2 separate regions of the Homo sapiens genome follow, and region 2 is linked to region 1. A link is an interaction called in ENCODE POLR2A ChIA-PET data of the cell type or tissue named here. Cell type or tissue: B cell. All regions are shown on one strand. Links, peaks and the distances in the headings refer to the core of each region. The heading gives the core; the rest is flanking DNA. Region 1 has its middle 10 kb from the start of MYL4. Region 2 overlaps KANSL1 (KAT8 regulatory NSL complex subunit 1).

The links. ChIA-PET counts read pairs that join two places held together with the same protein. Peaks named below come from ENCODE experiments on the same cell type or tissue, not always from the same donor. Only the 100,000 strongest peaks of a DNase experiment are listed, where the experiment ranks them.
Region 2: POLR2A ChIA-PET joins it to region 1 with 12 read pairs; 2 of 35 experiments call an interaction of 5 or more read pairs at or near these places.

The regions. Positions count from the first base shown.
Region 1 is chr17:47,195,155-47,203,491 of GRCh38, reverse strand. It overlaps a transcript of MYL4 not described here. Among named protein-coding and RNA genes, the nearest start is that of MYL4, 10 kb to the left of the region's middle. RefSeq lists an enhancer at 3,032-3,081 and a cis regulatory region at 5,299-5,722. In B cell, for the core only: no CTCF peak of the experiment used is centred there; a DNase peak (open chromatin) is centred at 3,281; H3K4me3 peaks cover 791 bases; H3K27ac peaks cover 3,867 bases.
Region 2 is chr17:46,150,715-46,159,051 of GRCh38, reverse strand. All of the region lies in intron 2 of KANSL1 (KAT8 regulatory NSL complex subunit 1), which reads left to right. It overlaps LOC107985027 (a long non-coding RNA gene), which reads left to right. Exons shown (of 2, transcript XR_001752923.1): 2 at 6,086-8,124. Among named protein-coding and RNA genes, the nearest start is that of KANSL1, 39 kb to the left of the region's middle. In B cell, for the core only: no CTCF peak of the experiment used is centred there; no DNase peak of the experiment used is centred there; H3K27ac peaks cover 2,876 bases.

The DNA.
Region 1 (8,337 bases), core at 1-8,000:
AAAAACAAGCAGATATCTTATGTATGAAAAAGTAATCACCAAAATAGAGCACATAATAGATTTGAAAAGTGGCAGAATAGATATAGCTGGGAAACAAATTAGGGAATTGAAAAACAAGAAAGACTATCTCCCAGAAGAAAAAAGAGGGCAAAGAAATAGAAAACATAAAAGAAAAGCTAAGAGATATGGAGGATAGTACGTTTACATTTAATTGACAATTTAAAAAAAGGGATATGAAAGATAGAAGTCGAAATGTTTTAGCCCAGTATTCCCAGCACTTTGGGAGGCTGAGGCAGGCAGATCACTTGAGGTCAGGAGTTCAAGACCAGCCTGGCCAACATGGTGAAACCCTGTCTCTACTAAAAATACAAAAATCAGCTGGGCATGGCAGTGCATGCCTGTAATTCCAGATACTCAGGAGGCTGAGACAAGAGAATTGCTTGAACTAGGGAAGCAGGGCTGCAGTGAGCCGAGATTGTACCACTGCACTCCAGCCTGGGCAACAGAATGAGACTCTGTCTATAAGTAAATAAATAAATAAATAAATAAATTTAAGCTTCAAGGAAAGAAAACATCTCTGACTTATCTAGATAGGTGAAGGAATTTATGCTCAAATTGAAACCTTTCACAATACAAATCAATATACATTATTTCAATGTAAGTATGCAGAAGATTCTAATTGTAATAAACAGTATTATGTAAATTGGCTACAAAAACAAGAAAAGTTTAAATAATGCTTTGTTGATATTAATAAATTTAGAGTTGCTTTTGTTGATATTAATAAATTTAGAGTTGCTTTTTCAATTTATACAATACCTCTTTGAATTTCGTGTTAATGATACTGAGTTGACAGAAGAGTTAGTGAATTTACTTAATTTGGACAGATGTAGTTTTAAAACTGATATGTTTTTGCTTCAAAGTCAAGTCAATTCTGCTAAAATAAATATGACTAATATGACTAATATGAAGTAGTTTTGTCAGTTTGCATGTAAACATTAAAGAAAAATACTTTTTTGATATTTGATTATTAGAAAACTTTTAAGTATGCTTGGGACAACTTAGGTATATGAATCTACTTTTTCGACTGTGCATTTTATGAAATCTAAATACAGATTAAGTGTTTATAATGAAAATTTACCATCCAAATTGAGATATGCTATAACAGTAAAATACATACTGGATTTTGAAGTACAAAAAAAGAATGTGGGCCTGGCACAGTGGCTCATGCCTGTAATCCCAACACTTTGGGAGGCCAAGGCAGGTGGATCACTTCAGGTCAGGAGTTTGAGACCAGCCTGGCCAACATGGTGAAACCCCTTCTCTACTAAAAATACAAAAATTAGTTGGGCGTGGTGGCACGTGCCTGTAATCCCAGCTACTCGGGAGGCTGAGGCAGGAGAATCACTTGAATGCCGGAGGTGGAGATTGCAGTGAGCCGAGATCGAGCCACTGCACTCCAGCCTGGGCGACAGAATGAGACTCCATCTCAAAAAAGAAGACAAAGAAGAATGTAACATATCTCATATTGATTACATGTTGAAATGATAACATTTTGGGTGTATTGAGCTAAATATTATTAAAATTTTTAATAATACACACATACTAGAAGCATTACCCATTATCCAAGAACACATACAAACAAAAAAATACACATTAAAAGTATTCAATAATTGCCTAGAGTGGGTGTGGTTTGGATGGCTGGGTCAATGAGATAAAAGAAAATAAATAAGTAATCCGGCCAGGTGCAGTGGCTCACGCCTATAATCCTGGCACTTTGGGAGGCCGAGGCGGGCGGATCACCTGAGGTCAGGAGTTTGAGACCAGCCTGACCAACATGGAGAAACCTCGTCTCTACTAAAAATACAAAATTAGCCAGGTGCTGTGGCTCATGCCTGTAATCTCAGCTACTTGGGAGACTGAGGCATGAGAATCACTTGAACCTGGGAGAGGCGGAGGTTGCAGTGAGCAGATCGTGCCATTGCACTGCAGCCTGGGCAACAAGAGCAAAACTCCGCCTCAAAAAAGAAAAAAAAAAAAGAAAAGAAATAAGTAATTAAACAAGAAAGGCGTTGCATGGACCACTGAAGAAAGAAGGCCATAAATCAGGAGAATGATTAACCCAATCCTCTGTATATAAGAATCCTTCCCACCAAGGAGGGAGGAAAAAAAAAGCAATGAATCACCTGAAGGCTCAATAATTCATAAGGCCCAGAACACCAAAAATGAAAGCAGAAAAGGAGGGGAAAGGTGTCTAAAATCAAAGTTCAAGGACCACAGTAAAACTAGCTATCACAACACTTTATTTTTTACTTATTTATTTTTTGAGACGGAGTCTCACTCTGTCACCCAGGCTGGAGTGCAGTGGCTCGATCTCTTACTGCAACCTCTGCCTCCCTAGTTCAAGCGATTCTTCTGCCTCAGCCTCCTCAGTAGCTGGGATTACAGGTGCCCGCCACCATGCCCAGCTAATTTTTGTATTTTTAGTAGAGACAGGGTTTCACCATGTTGGCCAGGATGGTCTCAAACTCCTGACCTCAAGTGATCCACCTGCCTTGGCCTCCCAAAGTGCTGGGATTACAGGAATGAGCCATAGCGCCCAGCCAACACTTTAAATCATCCTCTCAAACTTCATTTCCTTGACTGCTTTAGCATAGGTGGAGAATGCTATATGTTCAGCCTCATCACTCAATTGTTTAAATGGTTGAAGCTCATTTCTGTACTGCAGTCAAGGCAGTGCTGTCTAGTGACATATGTGTGAACTGAATCCTGTGAGAAGGACACTGGGAGGGAGCCTGCCTAAGGTGGGTTAGAGTCTACCTAGGGATCTAAAGCAGAGGGCAGGATAGCTGGTGTTTGGCAGAGATTTATAGTTGCAAAGCAGCAGAGAGCAAGTTGGAATCCTCACCAGTCATCCAAACTGCATCATCCCAGATATGCTAACAGCTACAAGGAACTTCAGAGGTCCAGAGAGAAGGGGGTGACTTGCCCAACGTCACACTGAGTTATGACCGACCTGAGACTAGAATGCAGGATGCTAAGACAACCATGGGAGCTGGCAGAACTGACAAAAGGGTTCTCTGACGGAGAAGCTTAGCCCCCAAGGGGGCAAGGAAGCAAGGAGACATCAGTAGAAGAGACGGCCCTGGAACCCACAGCATGGGTATCTCTCAGTAAGCAAAAAGAGCCTAAATCCTTTCTCAGCAATTGGGGATATATTTTTAATGCTAAAGATTATTCTTTCTTCTCAGTTTCCCTTTCCACTGACTTCCTCTTTTACTTCTTGAATTCTGACTTCCTCTCTAGCACACCACCAGTGACTTCCCTGTGACTAGATCTAGTGTGCTTGTCTTGGGCCTTCTCTGCTATGCTTGTAACACCAAAATTCTGCCACCAACTCTCCTCTCCCTCATTCAGATTACTCTCATTCATTCATTCAACTAACACTTATTGAGGCCAGGCGTGGTGGCTCACATCTATAATTCCAGCACTTTGGGAGGCCAAGGCAGGTGGATCGCTTGAGCCCAGGAATTCGAGACCTGCCTGGGTAACATGGCGAAACCCTGTCTCTACAAAAAAAAACCCACAAAAATTAGCCAGGTATGGTGGCACATGCCTGTAGTCCCAGCTACTCCAGAGGCTGAGGTGGGAGGATCGGTTGAACCCAGGAAGCAGAGGTTGCAGTGAGCTGAGATGGCGCCACTGCTTTACAGCGCGAGTGACAGAGACCCTGTCTCAAAAAAAAAAAAAAAAAAAAGACTTTACTACAACTAACATGTATTGAGCACCTACAATATGCAGGTACTTTTTTTTTTTTTTTGAGACAGGGTCTCCAAGAAGCTGGGATTACAGGTACACATTTGTTAATGTAATGCCTTGTAAAATCTTTGTGAAACTATTTATCATTATATTAAAACTACGTATTTGTATGTCTGCATCCTCTACACCAGACAGTGAGCTCCTTGGGGCCAGGAATGGTCTCTTATTCATCTTAGTAGAAGTACCTGCAGGCTGGGCACAGTGGCTCATGCCTATAATCCCAGTACTTTGGGAGGCCAAGGCGGGAGGATCGTACAACTGAAAGAAGGTGCGCAACTAAAAGATGCTTTTAGTTCTGCCTGAAAACTCTCTCTCCAGTCCCAAATTCTTTCCTTGTTTGTTTATTTGTTTTTCTGGGGTTTTTTTTTTTTTTGAGACAAAGTCTTGCTCTATCTCTCCAGCTGGAATACAGTGGTATAATTTTTTTTTTTTTTTGAGACAGAGTCTTGCTCTGTTGCCCAGGCTGGAGTGCAGTGGCACAATCTTGGCTCATTGCAAGGTCCACTTCTGGGGGTCACACCATTCTCCTGCCTCAGCCTCCCAAGTAGCTGGGACTACAGGCGCCCGCCACCACGCCCGGCTAAATTTGTATTTTTTTTTTTTTTAGTAAAGACGGGGTTTCACCTTGTTAGCCAGGATGGTGTTGATCTCCCAACCTCGTGATCCGCCTGCCTCGGCCTCCCAAAGTGCTGGGATTACAGGTGAGAGCCACCATGCCTGGCCATACAGTGCTATAATTTTAACTCACTGCAACTTCGAACTTCTAGGCTCAAGAGATCCTCCCACCTCAGCCTCCCAAGTAGCTAAGACTAGAGGCATACACAACCATGCCTGGCTAGTTTTTTTTATTTTTTTTGTAGAAATGAGGGTCTCTCTTTGTTGCCCAGGGTGTTCTCGAACTCCTGGCCTCGAGTGATCCTCCTGAACTTCCAAAGTGCTGGGATCACAGGCGTGAGCTACTGCGCCTGGCCAAGCTTCACGTTTTCAATTAACCTTTGGATATTTCTCATCTGAGGCTCTCCCAACTCAGTCTGGTTTAAACCTAGATCAGCCTCTATCTCCCAAATCACATATCTGTAACAAAAACAAAGTCTATTCAAGACAGCTACGGTGTAAACTGAATACTAAAATATAATCAATCTGTGTTTAATCCATTGCTCTGCAATTTACCCAGAGAAAAAATGAGGCTGCTTAGAGCCTAGTTAGAAAAGAGAGAAGCAAATAATCTATTATTTGGTGGGCATCCACTCCAGATGCTATAGATATTTTTTATCTAGTAGTCAGGTATATACGTCACTTCTGAGGAAAAAAAGAGATGACAGCCACTAAGATCATTAAATTTACTCTTTTTGTTCTAAGTCTGTACTCAGTAAGCAGTCTTCTGGTTAGAATCTGAATGCCTTCAGGTCAAGGAATTGGATAAGAATATTTCTCATTTTAAGTTAGTAACTCAAAACTGTTTAAATTTTCTATCTTTTTTCAGATTCAACCATCTAAGATCCTAGAATAGTGAATATTCAGAGTTGCCCAGACTCCCTGGCAGCCTCTCTGCTGCATTCCTAGCCCCTAGTCTTTCTCTCCTCCAATGCACATAATCCTCAGCTGTTAGCATAATCTTTTTCAAATTCTGGTCTCATGAGGTCACTCTCCAGCTCAATCATCATCAACAGCTCCTTTGGTCTATTTTATCAAAACTAAAGTCATCAGCCAGGAACCCAAAGGTTTTTATCAGCTGTCCCCAACACCACCATTTCAACCAAGCTTATACAGCCTCCAGTCCAGACAAGCTAATTTGCTTATAGTCTCCTGCCTTTATTACAGATGCTCCCCACCATCAGTTGACAATATCAAGTCAAAAATGCATTTAATACACCTAACCTACTGAACATCATAGTTTAGCAAAGCCTACCTTAAACGTGCTTAGAACACTCACCTTAGCCTACAGTTGGGCAAAGCTATCTAACACAAATCCTATTTTATAATGAAGTGCTGAATCTCATGTATTGAATACTGTACTGAAAGTGAGACACAGAATGGTTGTATAGGTATCTGAAGTACAGTTTCTACTGACTGCACATTGCTTCTACACCATCATAAAGTCAAAAAATCATAACTTGGGGGCTGTCTGTAGTTTATTTCCCTGTGCTTTTGAGTCAGCCCTAGGCGCCCTAGTCATACGCCATTTAGCACATCTCGGAGCTCATCTCAATCAAGATGCATTTTCTGAATAGTCTCAATACTTCAGATACTGCCTTGACTTTAAATCCCTTAAGGATTTGGCCGGGTGCGGTGGCTCATGCCTGTAATCTCAGCACTTTGGGAGGCCAAGGCTGGCAGATCACGAAGTCAGGAGATCGAGACCATCCTGGCTAACACGGTGAAACCCTATCTCTACTCAAAATACAAAAAATTAGCCAGGCGTGGTGGCGGGCGCCTATAGTCCCAGCTACTCGGGAGGCTGAAGCAGGAGAATGACATGAACCCGGGAGGTGGAGCTTGCAGTGAGCCGAGATAGCGCCACTGCACTCCAGCCTGGGCGACAGTGCGAGACTCTGTCTCAAAAAAAAAAAAAAAAAAAAAAAACCCTTTAAGGATTTATGTGCAAGACCAGCATGTTCTCTGGGCCCAGAAAGGGGGAGTCAAAAAAAAAGCATCATGTTTAGATCAGTGAGATGAAATTAAGTCATCAAGTCATTCAATCATCAGATATTTCAAAAATATTTATATATTTACAATATTTTAACGAAACAAGAGCGAAATATTATAATATTTTAGCAAAACAACAACAACAAAAAATATTTATATATTTTATAATATTTGTGCAGGGCACTGAACTAGGTGATGGGGACATAATGTTCAAACCAAGGTCCCTGCCTTCAATGCAGCTTATATTAAACAAATACGATTAAAATTACCATACATACTATGAAAGAAAAGAACAAAAATGGCATGAGAGAGAATAACAGGCTGGAGCTAAGAATTTAAATTAGGTAGGTCTAGGAATATTCTGAGGATGTGATACTGAAGCTGAGGCTTGAAGAATAAATAGAATTTCACTGGTCAAAGAGTAAGGGAAATGTATTTCAGGAAGAAAGAATAATATGTAGAAAGACTTCCACTTTAATCACTCAGTCAATATATTTCTTAAGAATTTTCTACATATGTGGTGTTTTTCAAAGAACAATATACAGAAATATAAGACTTGGCCCTTGCATTAGGGAGACAAGACATAAACAGAATAATCAATTATATAAGTCTACCTGGGCTTGCCATAACAACATACCACACACCGGGTGGCTTGAACATTAGAGATTTATTTTCTCATGGTTCTGGAGGCTAGAGGTCCATGATCAAAGTGCTGGCAAAACAGATTCTGGTGAGGGCTCTCTTCCTAGATGTTGGCCTTTTCCCTGTGTCCTCCTATGACCCTTCTTTGGTGAATGCCCACAGAGAGATCAAACTTTCCTGTGCATCTTTTTATAAGGACACTAATTCTGTCGGATCAGGGCCCCATCTTTATGATATCATTTAACTTTAATCACTTTCTTAGAGACCCCATGTCCAAATACAGCCACACTAGGGGTTAGCTTCAACATATGAATTTTGAGGAGATGCAACCAGTCTATAACATCAATCAACAAACAAAAATAATACTAGGAACACAGTGAGTTTATTCTATTCATTCATTAAACAAATAATACTAAGTTCCCATTAGATGCCAGATACTGTACTAAGTGTTGAGAATACACAGGGAACAAGGCAGACAGGGCTTCTGCCCTCATGGAGCTTATAGACTAGACCAGAAGTAGACAATTAAACAGATAATTAATTACAGCAAAGAGTGATGGGAGTAATGACAAGTCTGGTAGCACTAGAGTAACAGCAGGGAGAGCCAAGCTATCCCAGAGGAGCAGAAAAGGCCTGGAAGAAGTATATTTGGAGGATAAGCAGAGCTAGCCAGATGAAGAATAGAATTAAGATGAAGAGTGGAATTAAGAGGGTTCTGGGGAGAGTGCAGTACATGCAAAGCCTGTGAGGCAAGAGAGTGGGTGATTTTGGGAGGCCATGGCAGGCGGATCACCTGAGATCAGGAGTTGGAGACCAGCCTGGCCAACATGGTAAAACCCAGTCTCTACTAAAAATACTTGGCTGGGCACGGTGGCTCACACCTGTAATTCCAACACTTTGGGAGGCCAAGGCGGGCAGATCACCTGAAGTCGGGAGTTCGAGGCCAGCCTGACCAACATGGAGACACCCCGTCTCTACTAAAAATACAAAATTAGCTGGGCATGGTGGTCTATGCCTGTAATCCCAGCTACTTGGGAGGCTGAGGCAGGAGAATCGCTTGAACCTGGGAGGCAGAGGTTGCGGTGAGCCAAGATCATGCCATTGCACTCCAGCCTGGGCAACAAGAGCAAAACCCCGTCTCAAAAAAAAAAAAAAAAATTAGCCCACTGTGGTGGCATGCACCTGTAATCCCAGCTACTTACTTAGGAGCCTGAGGCAGGAGAATTGCTTGAA
Region 2 (8,337 bases), core at 80-8,079, 1.0 Mb after region 1:
CTGGGACCAGTGTGTCCCTGTAGTAACTGTAATTTTTTGTTGTGTTCACTTATTGCAGTGAAAAAAAAATCTGAGCGTAAGGTTCTGAGTGGACCTGGAAAGGGGTGGGTGTTGTAGTGAGAGACTGAAGACAAAGGCCTGTAACAGATGGGTATCTTTTTAGCTTAATCAAGCTATTGCTGGAGTGTTATGCTTCAGAAATAAGTCTCTTGGCCGGGTGTGGTGGCTTATGCCTGTAATCCCAGCACTTTGTGAGGCCAAGGCAGGCAGATCGCTTGAGGTCAGGAGTTTGAGACCAGCCTTGCCAACATGGTGAAACCTCGTCTCTACTAAAAATACAAAAATGAACCGGGTGTGGTGGCGGGCACCTGTAATCCCAGCTACTCGGGACGCTGAGGCAGGAGAATCACTTGAACCCAGGTGGTGGAGGTTACAGTGAGCTGAGATTGCTCCACTGCACTCCAGCCTGGGCGATAGAGCGAGACTCAGTCTCAAAAACAAACAAAACAAAAAATACAAAAATTGGCTGGGCATGGTGACACATGCCCGTAATCCCAGCTACTTGGAAGGCTGAGGTGCAAGAATCACTTGAACCTGGGAGGCAGATGTTGCAGTGAGCCGAGATCGATCGTGCCACCGCACTCCAGCTGGGCGACTGAGCGAGACTGTCTCAAAAAAAAAAAAAAAAGTCTCTAATGGAAAACAAAAATTTATCCCAATTCCCCCAACCCCTCCTCCCAAAAAGCAAAACAATAAAGAAGTTTTGTTATTCTTGCTTTTTTAAAAAGGAAAATAAAATGCTTTCATTATTTCCCAGAAACAGTTGATTTAAAAACTATTGCAGATTATAAAGTTCATTTATGTAGAACAAATAAGGTACTTAGTGCTTTTTGCACCGTCAAATGTCAAAGGCAGAATTTCAGTTACTGCTTTTTAGGTGCATAAAATTAGCATAGTTGAATACTTCATTGATTCATTTAGTTGCCTTTCATAGAATTTTACTCCAATAACAAAAAGATCTGGGGTTTTTCTAAAATTTTCTTCAGGTCTTGAGAGTTTTTAGCTGAATTGCTACAACTATTCTTTCTCTAGATTTCCAACTGGGCGAAAATGTTTTTCTTTTTAAATTGGCACTCTCCCAGCATATTTTTCCAGCAAGTATTCTTTGGGCACACCCTGTGCGTAGTGAATTTTTCAAGATCCTTATTCAAAAGGCTGGGAGGACAGGCCAGTCTTTTCTTTGTAAGATGAAAACAGAATGAAGCTTGCTTAAGACTCATTTTGCTTCTGCCCAACTGTATATGAAATTGATCTCATGCAAATACACTCAAGCATTACCAGAAGTAATTTGACTTGATAGTGTAAGTAGAAAAGCTAATTTAGTATTTGCAGGCGGTTTGCTTAGTGCAACAGGTGACCTCTCAATTGAGAATTCTTAATTTGTTCTCAATGATAACTTGATAGTAAGCAGGTCTCAGGTCCAAGAGTTGAGAAATGTGAGGTGACTTTGAAATTTTCAAGGTAATTGTACATTCAAGACATTGACATGATATGTATATATTTGGTTTTACATTTTATTAGGTGCTGAGGTTGTCATTTCCATAATGTCCAAAGCAATGTTAGATTATTTAAGCTTCCATGGTTTACTGATGGTATTACTAGATGAGATAAATGCCTTTAATTTCATCCTTGAATGGTAAGATTGGCTGACTAATTTAGGGAAGGATAAGGTACAGAATTGCTCTTGGGTGTTTCCTAGCAGGCTGGCCTTCCAAGAGCAATAGCTTAATGTTTGTTCCTTTAATAAGTAGTACTTAAACAGTGATCAGGGGAGTTACCATAATTGGTAATCTGAATGGAAACTAAAATGTGTCATCATTGAGGATAGTCAGAAGTGTCCTTGTGGCAGTCCTAGAAAAGGGGTTCCAGAATTTTCCGAGCAGAGAAAAATATAAACATTTTCAAGGTTCTAATTATTTGGAGACTAGCCTTTCAGGATCATTTATCACCAAGATTAACCTTGCCACCAAAGGGCAAGGAAACACTTCTCTGGTGGTTAGATCAGGAATGATGAAAACACTTAAGAAGAATTGAAAACTTGGTTCCTGTCTTCAATGAGTAATTTATGTGACTGATTTTTTTTTTTTTTTTTGGAGATAGAGTCTCACTCTGTCACCCAGGCTGGCGTACAGTGGTGTGATCTCAGCTCAGTGCAACCTCCACCTCCCTGGTTCAAGCGATTCTCCTGCCTCAGCCTCCTGAGTAGCTGGGATTTCAGGTGTGAGCCACTGCTCCCAGCCTTCCCCTCCACTTTCAAGTAAAAGAGGAAGCATTAGAATTAGACATTGTGGGCCGAGTTCCTTGGGAGGATCCCTTGAGCCCGGGAGTTCTAGACCAGAATAGGCATCATAGCGAGACCCCGTCTCTGTTTCGTTTTAGTATTTTAAATAAAAATTAAAAAACAAGAATTAGGCATTGTGTACTAAGTATTAGATACATGGTACAGGCATTAAATGCTGAAATCTTAGGAGGAGGGAGTGGTTAGAGGGAAGGATTGACTGCTGTAGGCTGAGGTGATAGGAAGACCTGAGAAGAGATGGATCTAGGGTTAGGAGTTTACATTCCAGTGCAGGAGTTCTCCATATAAACACTATCAGATACTGACTTTCTGGATGATCTGGAGTATTCTTTGTTAATGTTTTTTTGAGACAGAATCTCGGTCTGTCGCCCAGGCTGGAGTACAGTGGTGCCATCTCGGCTCACTGCAACCTCTGCCTCCTGGGTTCAAGGGATTCTCTTGCCTCAGCCTTCCAAGTGGCTGGGATTACAGGCATGAACTACCATGCCCGGCTAATTTTGTATTTCTAGTAGAGATGGGGTTTCACCATGTTGGTCAGGCTGGTCTTGAACTTTTGACCTCAGGTGATCCGCCCACCTTGGCCTCCCAAAAGTGTTGGGATTACAAGTGTGAGCCACTGTGCCCGCCTATCTGCATATTTTTAAACTACTTAGGAGGAGAAGTTTTTTTCTGATATTTACAAGGTATTTCCCCCAGCTTTTGTCATTTGAGTAATAGCTATCACAAGAAAGGATTGTTCTTAGAGTATGTTTTCTTTTGAGAGATAGGGTTTCACTCTATCACCCAGGTTGGGGTGCAGTGGCGTGATCATAGCTTACTACAGCCGAAGACTCCTGGGCTTAAGTAATCCTCCTGTGTCAGCCTCCCAAAGTGTTGGTATTATAGGTGTGAGCCACTGCACTTAGCCTGTAATATCTTTTAAATAGTTTTTTTTTTTAATAGACTGTAGGAACTAGAGTGTTATGCTCCTCTTCTGTGTTTATGTGGTTTTTCCAAAAATGAATGTTTTTTAGGCAGGTTTTCTTAACAGAGGCACCATTAACCTTTTGGGACTAATAATTATTTGTCATGGGAAGCTATTCTGTGCACTGTAAGAATGCCTGATGGCGTCTCTGGCCTCTACCCCCTAAATGCCAGTAGGACCTTCCCTCACCCTAGTTGAGACAACAAAATTTTTCCAGACTTTATTATATGTGCCCTTTTGGGGGTTGGGGTAAGGTCAAAATAATCCCCAAGGCTGGGAGCAGCGGTTCACACCTGTAATCTCAGCACTTTGGGAGGCCGAGGTGGGCGAATCATTTGAGGCCGGGAGTTCGAGACCAGCCTGGCCAACATGGCGAAATCCTGTCTCTACTAAAAATAGAAAAATTAGCTGGGCATGGTCGCACACGCCTGTAGTCCCAGCTACTTGGGAAGTTGAGGCAGGAGAATCGCTTGAACCCGGGAGGTGGAGGTTGCTGTGAGCCGAGATGGCAACACTACAGCCTGGGCAATAGAGCAAGACTCCATCTCAAAAAAAAAAAAAAAAAAAAAAAAATCCCTGGCTGAGAACTATTGGATTAGGGCCTCCTGTACCTATCTTTGAGGGGGAAAGGATGCTACCATCAACTTTTCTGAATGCCAGGAATGCCTTTTAGTATAGTTATTTCACTTACTATTTTATAGCATATTTTAATTGTATAGTAAGCATTGTGTCTGTTTTATGGTAAGGAAACTAAAATTGAGAGATTAGGCTGCTCGTGGTGGCTTATACCTTGTAATCCCAGTACTTTAGGAGGCCAGGACTTTGAGGCCAGTGTGGTCAACATAGCAAGACCCCATCTCCATTAAAATAATCATAAAATAATAAAAGGGAAAGATTAAACCTGGAGATGGCATCATATAAACCATGTATAATATGGGTTACTTATGCTCTGATTGTTTACTCCTTCCCCCCACCACACCCTCTCATTTCTTTGTCCCAGCTCTAAGAAAAGCATACAATATCCTTTTCCTGTATTCTGGTACTGTTTAAGGCTTTGCAGTGAAGATGGTTTGGTGAGTCAGACCACTTTTAAAGAGGAAATTCTACCCTTCCCTTCATTCTCTCTCTTTTTATAATTGTGGTGAGAGCCCGGGCACGGTGGCTTAGGCCTGTAATCCCAGTGCTTTGGGATGCTGAGGCAGGGGGATCACTTGAGCTCAAGGAGTTCGAGACCAGCCTGGGCAACGTGGTGACGCCCATCTGTACAATAAACCACAAGAAATGAGCTAGATGTTGTGGTTCACACCTGTAGTCCCAGCTACTCGGGAAGCTGAGATGGGAGGATCACTTGAGCCTGGGAGGTCGAGGCTGCAGTGAGCATTGCAAGTAGAAATTCTTAAAGTGCAACCCTGAGGGGGGAATATCCTCCCTCATTTGTCAAGGGACAAATCAGAATGTTAGCATTTCCCCACTTCCCTCATTGCCAGTAACGTATAATTTAAGCATGTGGATATGCCAGTCAGCTTTCCACAGCTTAACTGGGGTGGAGAGAGGTGTGCGAACCAGTGCTTTGTTCTTTCTTGTCTTTTTCCCCTTACTTTTGTACTCCCACTCCTGCCAAACTAGACATCGTTTTATCCTGGTGTGTTCATTAACCTCTACTCCAAAAATTAAGTGTGGTTAAGGGAGTGAGGTCGATTTCAAAATGCTGCATCTGATTTAGAGGGGGGTATAGTTGAGTGAAGAACTAGGCACTGAAGCAGCAGCTCATGAGGAGAGTGTTTTCTCTTTATTTAAAGCCCTTACATATCGAGGCATCTGGTGTTCATGAAATAGTCTGTTGTGCTGTTCAACTTTTTCACTCTTTTCTTACCTGACTTAGACAATTAACTCCTAGGGCTGGGTTTTCCCTCCACATTGCGATTCCTTCAGGGTCAGATTGTCTTAGTTTCTCTCTCTTCTTTGTATTGATACTTTATTTTTTTGGTGCTTCTCATTTCTTCAAATGTAATGGAATGAGGGGACTCAGACTTTTTCTGGTTTGATAATCTAGTGTATAAATGACCTGGTCTTTTGATGGTTCATGAAATCTTTAACTCCGTCACCTCCAAGTAGCCAGCCCTTCCATGTAGTCTTCATTTCCTATACTAGTGTTCTGTTCCTATTACATAAAAGTCATGTACACGAAACATTTTGTAAACAGCCAGTGGGGTTTTGTATCCCATGCTGTTCTGTTTTCATTTCCAGCCCACATTTTGGGAATATGTTTCTGTGGCTTTATTTATATATTTACTAGTTAATCCCAGAACATTTATTTCCACAGGCTTTTGATAAAAGATAAAGTTACTAATAAGAGTGTACTATTTTACCGAGTAAAACGACATAGAAAGCTAAGGATTTCCTTGTGCCCATCTTTCTAGAAGGGAAATTTAAAGAGGGCTCTTCCAGCTCTAATAGTTTTATAATTATTCGTGTCTCCTAAGCCTGATCTTTCCCCACAACTAAAATGCGTTGATGAGCTGCGTACCTGCATGTATGTCTTTGTTTGCACTTTCCTAGTAAATTAACTTACTCAACAAGGGAACTGAATAATACTTTAAAAAAAAATCCTTGTGATATGACCAGGAAGTCAAGCCACAGAGGCTTCATAGCTAGGAGCATGGCTGTCTTCCCTAAGCCCTTTAGATTTTAAAAAATACTGCTTTAAGTTTGTAATGTTTTATGTCAGATGTGCTCATGACCTGGTGCTTCTGTGTCAGCAGGTATCTCCATACAGCCAAGAATAAAGAAAGAAAGGGATAGATGGAATGAGTTTCATCGTGATTCTAAGTATCCAGGAATAATTTAAAATTATTTATCACTGTGGATTTAAGCATCTGGATTTATTTATTTTACAAATACTTAACATTTTGTTGTTTTGCTCTCTATCTTGCTAATCCCTTTTTTAAAAGGGCTACTTGGATGAAGGTATAAAAACCAGTAACTTATGAAACCCTCGGTTGGTATCAGTGAATTCGCTTATTACTCAATGTTTGCTTGTTTGACTTCAAAAAGAAAACAATTTACCACCTGTGTCAGTCTGACACCTGCTCTTTTCAAACCCTTTTGACATGATCTAAATAAATCTCTGAAATCCCCCCCCCCCCTTTGTGTCTATTGTCAGTATTAGTTTCACCTAAATTCAGGGCCTGTCATCCTGTGTAACAGTTGAGGCTAAATGAGGACATTAATTGGTGGAAATGTGTTGCTTCAAAGGCATTTTTAGGAATAAAACTACAAAGAGCTTCATAGTTGTAATATAGCTGATTCGTCTTCAAAAAGTATTCTGTTGTTTTCTTGATAGTTTTAGGTTTTTATAAGTAAGTTATTAAGAAGTGAATGTTTGTCTGAAATACGTTGTTTTAAGTGAAAGGTGTTATTTGTGTTCTGGGAGTAAGCTCTAGAATCTCAATGTCAGGTTAGTATTTAAGTGGAGGTAGAGCTACTAGTTTTTGTTTAAAATGTTTTTATGATACAGAATTATTCAGGAACTTGTGTATTGATCTGTTTGCCAGCAATGCCAATTCCCTCAAAATTCATAGTTTTCAATTTTTGTTTTCTTCCCACTGTAAGTACCTTTGAGGACTCTCACCCAGTTAACATTTGTTGTGTTCAAATTGCATGGTTCTCAACTTTTGCTATACACTAGAATCACCTGGGTAATTTTTTAGAAGTCCTGTGGTTGTACCACAGATGAGAAAAAATACACCCTCTGGGATGGGATCCAAGCATCTGTATGTTTAAAATTCACCAGGAGATTCCATGATGTAGCCAGAGTCATAAATCACTGGTCTAGGATGTTTTTCAGATTAGGGACCATTTAAAGAAAAGCTGTAGATTTTCCTTCCAGAAACATGGGTATTAATGATTCCCTAAAGCCCCAAATTAAGAACCCCTGTTCTAGGAGTAGCCTCAACATGCTAGATTTAATTGTAAGCAGCTGGTTTAAGAAATTATGTAAGTTGCAATGATGAATATTCCTCGTCACTCACAAATGTTATTCATCAATTTAAAAATTAATATGTATCAAGTACTCAGTGTGTTCCAGGCATGATTTTAGTTACAAGGAGTACAGCAGCCAATAAGATATTACAGTTTTCAGGGAGTTTTATCCTACTAGGGAAGACAGATAAGTAAATAATGACCGAAGGCTAGTTAACAAGTGCTATAAAGAGATATAAAAAGGAAAGAGCCTAAGGAGATTGAAAGTGATGGTTATGGGAGAGAGATGTCTATATTAATAGGGTGGTCAGGGAAAGCCTCTCTGAGGAGGTGACAGTTTGAATGAGATCTGTATGAAGTGTGTGAGCAAGACCTGTGAAGATCTTGAGGAAGAGCATTCAAGGTGTAGAGAACACTTGCAAAGGCCCTAAGATGGGACTGAGCCCGGTTTGTTGGATTTTCATCAGTAAGCCCGGGGTGGCAGGAGCATGCATGCTGATCCAGGTATAGAATGAGTGGTAGAAGGTGAGATCAGGAGCCCTGTAAGCTGTTGTAAGCATCGTTGTTTTAATTTGGTAGAAACTCAGTTATAACTCATTCTTAAATATTTAGCTTTATGCTTAAAATAATTTAGAAATAACCTTGGACTTCCATCTTTTTAGAAATAGCTGGAAGGTTAGCACTCAGTATGTTGTATTACTTCTCTGTGAAAGGATCTACAGTAGACTGAACTTGTCTATGTTATGAGACTGCTCATGTCTTTATTCTTTATATTCATAATGCTGAACACAAGATACTCGTGTTTTTTTTTTTTTTTTTTGACAGAATAGGGATCTTGCAGTTAACTTAGCTGTTCTTAAATTTCTGTTTATAAAAGCCATAATGCATAATAATTTACTGTAGTCGTTATTCCTAGTTTTCCCAGGTAGGCAGTGGTAACATCTGTTTCACAAGATAAGGAAGCAGAAATTTAACAACAATGGCAGAATCAGGATGTCAATCTTGTCCTTTTTTCCTTTTCCCACTTTGCCAT